Regions from separate parts of the Homo sapiens genome. Here region 2 is linked to region 1. A link is an interaction called in ENCODE POLR2A ChIA-PET data of the cell type or tissue named here. Cell type or tissue: B cell. All regions are shown on one strand. Each heading gives the region's core, and the rest is flanking DNA. Links, peaks and the distances in the headings are about the cores only.

Region 1 (7,148 bases), core at 1,202-6,201:
CCCAGGAGGCAGAGGTTGCAGTGAGCCGAGATCGAGCCACTGCACTCCAGCCTCAGCAACAGAGTAAGAGACTGTCTCAAAAAAAAAAAAAAAAAGAAAAAGAAAAAAGAAAAAAAGAAAAAAAAGAAAAAGAAAAGAAAAGAAAAAAGAAAAAGAAAGTGGTCAATGCTAGGAAATGCTGCTGTGTCTGAACTCTGGGTGGAAAAAGTAATGGATCCTGACTTTTCTTTCAATAGTAGTTGAGCTGGATATGCAGTAGGATTCAGCATCTTGAAAAAATGTGGCTTTAAAAGCCGAGGAAGGGAAAAAGTATAGGGTATTAACTGGGGGCATGGCATCCAGGGGCTTGTGATCCAGGATGGACAGGAGAGTGTTTAAAACTATCAGAATGGAGAGAAAGGCCAGAGTGTCGGAAGTGTGTGGGTAGGCAGCAACAGGAGGAAGAGAAAATGCAAGTCCAATGTGGAAAGAGAAAAATACAGAGAAAATGAAGTGAAAGGATAGAAAGCAGGTAAAAAGACATCAGGGAAGCTCCCAGGGCTAGCACACCTTGCCTGCTTTCGCCTCCTGGCCCAAGGAGCAGCAAGTGATGGGATAACTCAACTACTGATGACTAGCCCCCGAGGACAGAGTAGCTCTCCTTGACCAAGAGATCTGAGCCCCTCCCTACACCTTATTACCCTATGCCTGTGAATGGAAGAACTCTGGAGGCAGAAAGGGGAGAAGTAAGAATAATAACATGTAAGAGTTCCAGAGAAACTAAGACATGGATATTATATAGCCTGCCCGAGGCTTCTCAATCAGTAGAGGTGTAGCTGGGATTTTAGGTCCTCATATTCCAAAACAAAAACTCCGCCTCCTGGGTTCACGCCATTCTCCTGCCTCAGCCTCTCGAGTAGCTGGGACTACAGGCGCCTGCCACCATGCCCAGCTAATATTTTTGTATTTTTAGTAGAGACGGGGTTTCACTGTGTTAGCCAGCATGGTCTCAATCTCTTGACCTCGTGATCTGCCCAATTTGGCCTCCCAAGGTGCTGGGATTACAGGCGTGAGCCACCACGCCCGGCCGGTAAACATGAGTTTTGAAGGGACATTATCCAACCCAGTGCAGGCATAATAGTCATTATAAATCATGTGGGTTCAGATGACTGCTTTTGATAGCCCAATGGAGTTAACATAGGGAAAACACAAAAGAAAACCCAGAATTCTTGGACAATCAGAAAACCTCTATGGAAGCACTGAGTGAGTCCCTTACATCGTATAGCTGCAGGGGAGCTACAGACCAAGGCCAGGGTGAGGTTGTAACAACTGCAGTGTTGCTGTATCCATTAATTGCTCAACCCTACTAGGTCTCTTATGCTGTTTCTTGTATCACTGCATTAGGACACTGTAGAGAATAAGACGCACCCTAAGAAATGAAATGGGGACATTTGGGCAGACAATCGAGGAGAGTTTTGAACTACCAAATCCCCCTTAATCCCTTGAGGCAGAAAGCAGACATTTGCCCTTCCCCAAACACCTTCCCTCCAGCCTTTCAGTAACTGCACTTGGCAGTTGTAGCAGAAGACCCACTGCCACCACCCTCATTGCCTCTGGGCCCTAAAGACAGCTCCATCCCATTGCCGGCCAGATGGAGATGTGTCAGGACTGCTCTGTGAGGTGATAACCCACACACTTACAGGGTCTCAGAACTTTGCTGAGTTTTATCAGCAAGGATCTAGGAAGCATGTATGGAAGTGAATTCTCTGGACATAAAGCCAAGGAAGAAAAATCTAAAACAAGATTGGGACAAATTAATTAATATAGATGTACTTGCTCAGGCTTTGGGATTTAAAATACTGGTCTAGGCCAGGTGCTGCGGCTCACGCCTGTAATCCCAGCAGTTTAGGTGGCCGAGGCAGGCAGATCCCCCGAGGTCAGGAGTTTGAGATCAGCCTGGCCAACATGGCGAAACCCCGTCTCTACTAAAAATACAAAAATTAGCCTGGCGTGGTCTCATACACCCGTAATCCCGGCTACTCGCGAGGCTGAGGCAGGAGAATCACTTGAACCCAGGAGGCGGAGGTTGCAGTGAGCCGGGATTGCGCCCCTGCACTCCAGCCTGGGTGACAGAGTGAGACTCTGTCTCAAAAAAAAAATTAATTAATAAAATAAAATACTGGTCTTGTGCACTTGACGCTGGCATTAGTAGTTGGTTAGGATTCATGGAGGTCTGGACTCAAATGGTGGCCTATAATCAACGAGGCTAAACTCCCCTCATAATGCTTTGAAAACTTTGGTGTGCCTAAGAATCACCAGGTCATAAGAAGTGCGCTGGAAAAGAAGTGGGCCCTGCAATCCTTGAGAATTTCAGTAAAACTCAGCAAAGTTCTGAAACTCTTTTGAGGGTATGGCATATCACCTCCCAGAGCAGGCCTTGCGCCCCTGCATGAGGGCTGCAATGGAATGAACTCTCTTTAGGGCCTCGAGGCAACAAGGGAGCTGGCAGTGGGCCTTGTGCTATAACTGCCCAGGGCAGTTATTGAAAGTTATTGAATAGCAGCTCTGAGGTGGTGTCTTCTGAAGGTTGGAGATATTGGTAGGTGTGGCAATTTATTGAATTTTCTTATCTAAATGGAGACTTGACATTTTTGAATCCAGATGATTCTGTTTAACCTTCAGGGACAAGGCAGGTGCAAATATCACAATAAACAACAGCGGGCTGTTATCAGAATGCTTTAATGTGAGTATGATAAGAGCTGGGTCCCTGGGGTCCCTGAGAATGAAATAGATGGTGCTGCTTGATCTATGGAGGTAAAAAAAATTCGAGGTCTGATTAATAGAAGCCTAACTTGAGTTGACATAGTGGGAATTCAAGGTCTCTTATGCAATTCTAAGACATAAGCCATTTTGTAGCTCAAGGACATCTTTTTTTTTTTTTTTTTTTTTTTTTTTGAGACAGAGTTTCGCTCTCTCGCCAAGGCTGGAGTGCAGTGGCTCGATCTTGGCTCACTGCAACTTCCACCTCCCGGGTTCAAGAGATACTCCTGCCTCAGCCTCCCAGGTAACTGGGATTACAGGCACGTGCCACCACGCTTGGCTAATTTTTGTATTTTTAGTAGAGATGGGGTTTCACCATGTTGGCCAGGCTGGTCTCAAACTCCTGGTCTCAAGTGATCCACCCACCTGGCCTCCCAAAGTGCCGGGATTGCAGGCCAAGAACTTCTTAATTGAAGGGGTGACTGCGTTCTTTTGAAGAAGGATACAGCACTATGTACACAGAGGTATAGTATCCTGTGAAGAATCTTCCAAACCTCCCCAGAGAGACCTGAGGCCATTTTTCAAGACTGTGTCCTGAGGTACCCAGACTTTCCACGCGTTATTAGACCCTGGCTCTGAACTTGTGCTAATCCCTGGAGAACCAGTAGCCACTGTAAGGTTAAGAGACCGGCAGGACTTGTTTTCTGGTCACAACCCTACTGACTGACACAGAATCTGGTCCAGATGGGATAAAGTGAAAAACTGGCAGAAACCAGCAGGTGGCGATGAAAGTGATTCCCTAAGCTGCCCTTACGCTCATTAACATAAGACACTCCCACCAGCGCCATGACAGTTTACATTGCCATCGCAATGACCCAAAAGTTACCTCTTTCCATGGCAACAACCCGGAAGTTACTGCCCCCTCCCTAAATAACCTGCCCCTTGATTTGCATTGGCCCACCCCTTAATTTGCATATAATTGAAAGTGGGTTTACATGAGTATAAATATATTTGCCAAAAGCTTTCCTTACCACTCTGGATATATTGCCTATGAGGTAACTCTGCTCCCAGAAGAGCAGTACTGTTCAACATCACCTGCTTATCCTTAAGTTCTTTCCTGGGGGAAGCCAAAAACCTTCCCAACTTTGGGACTCACCTATTTTGCCGCAGCAGTGGGCCACACATCACAGTAGAGACATTTTGAAATAAGGGATAGATAAAGTCTTTGCCCTAGACTATGTCACAGAAAGTCTAGTGAGACTGGGAACCCATCCTGTGGTTAATTTCCCCGCTATCAGGATTACAATGGGAATAGATATTCTTAGTGACTGGTCCAATCTTAACATTGGTTCCTGGACGTGGAGTGAAGACTACTACAGTAGGAAGAGTCAAGTAGAAGTCTCTGGAATTTCTCCAGCACCCATCATTAAGAAAGTAAACCAAAGATGTGCCATGTTCCTGCGAATTTGCAAAGATGAGTGCTGCTGTCAAAGACCTGATATAAGCAAGAGCAGAGACTCCAGTCACATCTCTACTTAATTACCTGTTGAAATAGCCAGATGGCTCCTGGACAATAACAAGATGACAATATTAACCAGAGGGTGACAGTGATTACAGTGATGGTTCTGATTACGCTATAATTATTGAAGTAAATCCACAGATTGATCTGATTACCAAAGGGGAGATGGGTGACCACTACAGCATGGAGGAAGGAAGAACTATGTTTCTAACCACGGGGTTCCCTAGGGTGCCTTTTAGCACTCACTTGCCAGAAATCCTGGACAAATAAAAAACTTTGGCAACCTGATGAAGGCAGGACCACTCAGGACCAAGATTTTGCAGGAATAAAGATCTGAGTCGGCCAGGCGCAGTGGCTCAAGCCTGTATTCCCAGCACTTTGGGAGGCTGAGATGAGCGGATCACAAGGTCAGGAGATCAAGACCATCCTGGCTAACACAGTGAAATCCCATCTCTACTAAAAATACAAAAAATTAGCCGGGCGTGGTGGCAGGCAGCTGTAGTCCCAGCTACTCTGGAGGCTGAGGCAGAATGGCGTGAACGCAGGAGGCGGAGCTTGCAGTGAGCCTAGATTGGGCCACTGCACTCCAGCCTGGGTAACAGAGCAAGACTCTGTCTCAAAAAAAAAAAAAAAAAGAAAAGATCTGAGTCACCCTATCTGTCTGTCCAAGGTGATGGCAGAGGGAAAGGTGGAAGAAGGAAGCAATGTCATCAGCTCAGACCTTGACCTAGTACAGAAGAGGGGACTGTAGCATCTGTGTGTCTGATAATGAATTGTGGTTCCTCCTGTTTTCTCCCCCTCATGAAGAGTACAAGTCATGGATAATGTATGAGGTTTCAGGAGAGAGTATGACCAAATTAACCCTAATACAGTCACTGAGGGGACTTTGTGTGTCCCTTGGTTGGAGATACCAATTATTTCCTGAATAAAAGAAAGGACTCTAAGGGGCAGAAGGGTGAAGTTGGCTGGCTAGTTCCCTTGTCTGGGGAGGCTAGCCTGTGTGGACCACACTGACAGACGTCCCTGCCCTCTGCCTTCTGGTTAGAGGGTGGGGAGAGAGTGAGGTGGAGGGATTGATTCTGCCAGCTCCCTGCATACGGATGGTCTGGGGCTGGTTGCCTCCCTCCAAGAAGGCCATGGCATCCATCAGGCAGCCCTCCTCACTCCAGGCTCCAGTCCTATCTCAGGGTGGTAATGGCTGTTTCTAATGCTTCTGTTGATTTCCCTAAACTCTGCCTGTACCTTTGTAAATAGCTCCTTTATTAAATCATCCAACTACCCAGTTTGTGGTGCTCTCTGTGTCCAGCCAGGACCCTGAGTGATACATGGATGAATGGTTTCAACCCCCATTAATAATTTTCAGTTCCCACATGGCAATGCTTGGGCCCAAGATAAGGTAGTTGGGGGTCAGAGCCACAGATGCCCTTGACCCCCCTGTATGTCTCCTTTCCTTCCAATCAGACAAAGATTCGCAGAATCCCAGGAATACCTCCCCACCTGCACCATCTTCTACCTCCCATCCGACCTGGGGCTTCTTGTGGTCTTCACTTTCCTCAGTTTCCCTCAACAACGGTGTCCTTCCCTGAGATCCGCCGCACCTAGCTATTATACTGTCACCATCTCTGTCTCCAGCTCCATGGCTCCGGCATTCCAAATCTCTTCCACAGGCAGTGGATGAATCTCCAGGAACCAGGACTCAGCCTCTCTGCCACTGTCCCTTAGCTGCCTGGCTGGTCACCTAGAACTAATAGCTTCACATATCAGAACAACTGTCCCCACTCAACCACAGTGCCTGACCACCAATTGCACTTTTGGAGCCAGGTCAGCCTCTATTCCCTCCACTCCTGGTCAAAATTTCTTGACCTCTGCTTAGTTCACATTGGAGCTGCCCCCGACCAGACACACACATACTCCAAGGCTAGACAGTTTCACAGCCCCTAATGCCGTGCCTTGCACACAGAGGTTCCTCAATACACGAAACAACACATCGGGAGGCATCTTGTGTGAAGTCCTAGGACAAAGGGTGCGATTTTAATTATTTGTTGAATATATCAAAGGACCAGCATGTACACAAGAGGTTTGAGATTTGACATAGCCTTTTACATAACTGATGTCTGTAATGTGACAGTGAAAGAATCACATACAAATGTCTTTTATAAGTGTCTTTTTTTCCCTTTCTTAAAGGATCGTTTGGGAAAGGCCCAACTTTGAATCCATGTGGAAACGGTGAAAACATTCTGGCACACTCTCTAGTGGTGAACTGGAGTCCATGGACCACCAGGAATGGTGCACAGCAGTGTGTGTGTGTGTGTGGTTTGTGTGTGTGTGTGTGTGTGTGTGTATGTACATGTGTTGGGGCAGTCAGTGCCCCAAGGTAGAGACAGAAGACAGCAGGGCGGCCAGTAATCCTAGCACTTTAGGAGGCCAAGGTGGGTGAATCATTTGAGATCAGGAGTTCGAGACCAGCCTGACCAACATGGTGAAACCCCATTTCTACTAAAAATACAAAAAAAAAAAAAAAAAAACTAGCCAGGCATGATGACGCTCACCTGTAATCCCAGGTACTTGGGAGGCTGAGGCAGGAGAAATGCTTGAACCCAGGAGGTGGCAGTTGCAGTGAGCTGAGATCACGCCACAGCACTCCAGCCTGGGTGACAAGAGCGAAACTCTGTCTCAAAAAAAAAAAAAAAAAAAAAAAGCAAAGAAGACAGTAGGGCTCAGGATTTTGAACTACAGGTTCAGAAGAAAATTTTGGCAGCGGGGGTGTTAGGAAGCGAATGGGTGCCTTTCCCTGAGTAGGATGGAGCAGCTGCAGCCAGGGCCGTGGGAAGGTTCCAGGCCAGCACAGAGTCAAGAAGGAAAAAAAATCACATTTTTAGGTCTCGAAGAA
Region 2 (5,000 bases), core at 1-5,000, 110 kb before region 1:
TGGATGAGGCAGATCTCATAAAATCAGAAGCTGCGAGCAATGTGGGAGCAAGGGAAGGCAAGGCTGCCAGAGTAAGGTGGCTGCAGTTGGAGGGGCCCAGCAGAGGAGCACACGGAGTGCCCATGTGGAAGGCCCTTTAAAACCAGCTCAGGCTTCCAGAAGTATGGCAGACTAATACTCTTGTTGTTTTACTGTCTACCAGTAATGAATGAATGAAAACCAATTATTATTGTTTTGTTGGGTTCAGAGGAAATGAAAAAAAAATGTCTACAGGGGCAAAAAGGAAAAGGAACAAACAGTAACAACCAAAAATCCCTGGGCAGTGAGCCTCAGAAAAGGGGAACGGTCCTGTGAGGACATGTGGTGATCTCACGTGATCTCTGGGAGGCTGGGCCTCAGCTCTGTGGCTGGGTGGGGGAACTAAACTAAAATTCCGGGGTTACATGGCAGCATCTGGAAGGCAATGGAATTGTCTCAGGACCGCAGTACCCCCGCAGGACAGCAGCACCCTATGACTACTGGCAAAAGCAAAAGCAAATACTCTGAGAAAAGCATCCTTGACTTAGGCCCCAAGACTTTTTCTACAATTAGGATCAACCAAATATGAGCTAGCAATTAAGGTTTACTAAACAGACAGGGAAACGAAACATCAGGAGTGAGAGAAAGAACAGATGCAAAGTGCCAAGGACTTCAGATGCTTCAGTTACCAAATACTGACTATAAAATAACTACATATGAAAGGCTAAAGAAGTAAAAGACATAATCACAAAAATAAATAAGTAACAAGTGACTATCAAAAATGACCAGGCAGGGCTGGGTGCAGTGGCTCACGACCGTAATCCCACCACTTTGGGAGGCCAAGGCGGGTGGATCACCTGAGTCCAGGAGTTCAGGACCAGCCTGGCCAACATGGTGAAACCCCGTCTCTACTAAAAATACAAAAATTAGCCAGGCGTGGTGGCACTTGCCTGTAATCCCAGGTACTCGGGAGGCTGAGGCAGGAGAATCACTTGAACCTGGGAGGCGGAGGTTTCAGTAAGCCAAGATCGCGCCACTGCATTCCAGCCTGGGCAACAATGAGCGAAACTCCATCTCAAAAAAAAAAAAAAAAAAAAATGACCAGGCAGTTTCAGCTTTGCAAACTGAAAAGAGCTGTGGAGATTGGCTGCATAACAACGTGAATGTACTTAATATTAACTGAACTGCGTACACTTAAAAATAGCGAAGATGGTGAATTTTATGCTATGTGTATTTTACCACAATTTTTTAAATGACAAGGAAGATTTTAAAAGAACTAAAACTTTTTAAAATAAAAACTATGATTATTGAAATAAAAAAATTTGCTAGCAAGATTATACAGCATTTAGTCAAAGCTAAAAATAGAATTAGTGAATTGGAAGGAAGAAATGAAAAAATTACCTAAAAGGCAATACAGTAAGACAAGGAAATGAAAAATATAAAGAAATGTTAACCTAAATGGAGAATACAATGAGAAGGTCCAAAATATGTCTCATCGGAGACCTAGAAGAAAAGAATAGAAAGGAAGGAGGAAAGGGAATATTTAAGGAGATGATAACTGAGATGTTTCCAGGAGTGTTAAAAGACATAAATCCACAGATATACTAATCAGGGTAAATGAAAAGAAATTCAGGCTGGGCGCGGTGGCTCACACCTTAAACCCCAGAACTTTGGGAGGCTGAGGCGGGTGGATCACCTGAGGTCAGGAGTTCAAGACCATCCTGACCAACATGGAGAAACCCCATATCTACTAAAAATACAAACTTAGCCGGGCATGGTGGCATGCACCTGTAATCCCAGCTACTCGGGAGGCTGAGGCAGAAGAATCACTTGAACCCGGGAGGCGGAGGTTGCAGTGAGCCGAGATCGTGCCACTGCACTCCAGCCTGGGCAACAAGAACAAAACTCCGTCTCAAAAAAAAAAGAAAAGAAAAGAAAAGAAAAGAAAAGAAAAGAAATTCAATCTAGGTGATTGTCATAAAACTGATAAACAACAATGATAAAGAAAAGAGATGTTAAATTGCAACAAGGCCCAGAAAACACAAAGCCAGCATATGACCAGACCCAGTGAGAAATCCCTTCTATTTCTTACTATCACCTACCCCTCCTCTACTCCTTTTCTCCCCAGCATTCACTCAATGAGAAAGAGTAGCTGGAGCGGGTGGGGAGAGTATCAATATGACACTAAACCTACCTCCTCCCACATAATCTGGATGGATGCCTACAGCCATGTCTTCAATGGGCAAGGAAAGTCTTACTTTCGCATAAGTGAAATTTCTGAAGTTCTCATTAACATATTAATATTCTTGACTGAATATCTGAATTGCTACTAAATTAAGATGGTGTGTTTTCAACTTAACACAACTGTCCAATGTAGGAAGAAAGAGAGACATGTGAGTTAGCCTTCCTCAACAAAAAGCTTGTGATAAATTCCTGTTACCTATGCATTGCAAGTTGCAGAAGAAACCAAGTCTATCTCTCACCATTTGCTTTCCCAGGGTCAAAAACCACAATCATCTTGATAAACAAGGCCTATGCAAATACAAAAATACATCGTCATGCAGCGATAATTTCAATGCCTGCACTCACCTCCATCCCATTTCTAATATGCAACGTATTAACTGCCAACTCATTGTGAAAAGCATCTACGCTGTTCTCTTTTTTATAAATTCTATAGATTCATTATGATTAGATACTCTCCATATACATCAGCTAGCCAGAAAAGGGGAGGAGATAATGAATAATACCCAAGGGAAGGAAAATCCCTTTTTCAGCTGGTTTAAGTCATGCCGATAATGTGCACACAGCACTATGCATTTACCATAAAGCTTTTCAATTAGTTCATAGACAAGTTAACCTTCTAACTCCCAGAAAATATAATTCACGCACATTTTATACCACACAGCATCCTGCTAGCTATTATCCATCATTTACAAGTGTTATTTGTCTATAAAAATGACACTAAAGTTTTGAAAAACGAGGCTGCTCTGCCTTCTTCTGGCTGTGTTTTAACAAATGGTATCAATGCAAAAGGCTTATAAAAAGTCATATAAAAAGCAATTAGTCAAAAGAGCAATAAATTTTTTTAAAAGGATATAAATGACTGCCTGTCTAGATAGCCAAATGTCTGAAGGCTGATACACAATGAAATAAGGGTTAACATAAAAGAGTACACTTCATTATTTATTGTTAATAAAGTTAATCAAATTCAGTTCTTCTTACGCATGCATTTAAACAGAAACACAAGTACGATATGCATATTTATAGAAAACAGCCCTAAAGATCATTATCTCTAAAAGAAAATCCAGCAAAAAGAGATGCATAAAATGTAGCTGTTACCCTTTTACAACATAAACTGTTTTGCTTAAAACACAAACATTTATTTTAAGTAAAACTATTAAACTAAATAATATTTTCCACAACTGACAACCATGACTAAAACATGAATTCTAGGATTAACATTAAAATAATTTTGGGACAGAGGGAAACAGAACCCTTCCATTTTTCTTTTGCTGGTATCTTATCCACCTACACTAGTTTTGTTCTTCCACTCAAAAATCTATTCTCAAAAGATATATTAGAATCTTTTTAAAACAAAATTAGATAAGCATAAGCTCATCAATCAGCAATTTCTAAATGCATTATCTTCAAGTAGTTTGGTCTTTTATGTCACTTATCTGCTTAAAATTAAGTATAAAAGAGTTTCCAAGAAAAGAAGATATAAAATTAACTTCATTTCATAATAAGTTCTCCAATCATGCCAGCAGACAGCTGACATTATTACAGCTCACACTTATAAATCAGTGATTATATACACTAGTTAAGCAAGAAAAGAAATGAAGAAGGCAATTATATAGTGGTGAAATTCCCAAGAAGCACATTTGTAGTCAATGTTGCTAAACAGTAGTTCACTCGTGGTTAAAATAAAAGCCCCCTCCCCCTGCCAGATATTTTTGGGGTTGTGAGTTTTGAGGGGAAGAAAGTAGAAACTCTATGCAATTTGTTTTACAAATAAATTAAAAAGCCAGCAAGAAATCAATGAACTGTAATTTTAACTCATTTTACTGTTTACTTTGGAGCTGAATTCTAAAACTTCCATATGACATTAAGCTATAAAATAGTACTGAATCAAACGGAGAGTAGAATACTTTGGAGGAAGGGGTGGTATCTGAATATCTATAGACATTTGGTAATGAACGAGCCAGTGACGAATGAAGACACAGGGAACTGAGCTGAGCTTGGTTTCCACACCCTCTTCTGTTCCCTGCCACTTGAATAAGAGCCAAAATGCCACTTCTAATCTTATTTTCCATTTCTTAAATGTGTTTTATTAACTCCTCTTTTATTGCAAAGCTAAATATTCTAATTGGCACATTATAGACATACAGCTACTAGATGTCAATTACACTTTAATGTGTTTGTAATGCTCTGCAGCAGTGAGGTTCTGGCAGACCCAGTGAGGTCCCATTTATTTCTTCACTTGTAATAATGGCATGATAATACAACCTGAGTAGTGCATCAGAACACAGTAGTTAGCATCACTGCAAGAGAAACACTCTCTTCCATCTTAGTTATATTGCTTTGAAGAAATCAGATATCCTTTCTACTCATTCAAAAGGAGAACCGAACAATGCTGATTATTCCTGAAGGACCTTTTGATTTTCAAAGCATTTGCTAGTAATCTGTTAATTAATCCACGCAGCCCCTCCGCAAGGAAAACTAGAGGAGAACTGCGCAATACTGTACTAACATTTTAGAGACAACAACAGGAGGGGACAGATATTTGGAGAACCTGACAAAAGTCTGAGAGCTTCTACAAACACAACCTGCAGAAAATGTCACTTGATTCATATCTTCAACTCCAGGGTTATGCCCTGAAGGAAATGCACTCATGATGATGTGAACTGCAATTCGTGGACTTGTATCTTCATCTAAACCATCTTACCCATAATTCATTCCCCCTTACCTAGCACACTTTAAGA

What was found. ChIA-PET counts read pairs that join two places held together with the same protein. Peaks named below come from ENCODE experiments on the same cell type or tissue, not always from the same donor. Only the 100,000 strongest peaks of a DNase experiment are listed, where the experiment ranks them.
Region 2: POLR2A ChIA-PET joins it to region 1 with 8 read pairs; 2 of 35 experiments call an interaction of 5 or more read pairs at or near these places.

What each region holds. Positions count from the first base shown.
Region 1 is chr2:100,174,716-100,181,863 of GRCh38, forward strand. No RefSeq gene overlaps it. Among named protein-coding and RNA genes, the nearest start is that of LINC01104, 30 kb to the right of the region's middle. In B cell, for the core only: a CTCF peak has its summit at 3,511 (motif pointing right); a DNase peak (open chromatin) is centred at 3,566.
Region 2 is chr2:100,062,158-100,067,157 of GRCh38, forward strand. The region is part of intron 4 of AFF3 (ALF transcription elongation factor 3); the gene reads right to left. Among named protein-coding and RNA genes, the nearest start is that of AFF3, 78 kb to the right of the region's middle. In B cell, for the core only: no CTCF peak of the experiment used is centred there; DNase peaks (open chromatin) are centred at 401 and 2,614; H3K4me3 peaks cover 767 bases; H3K27ac peaks cover 2,688 bases.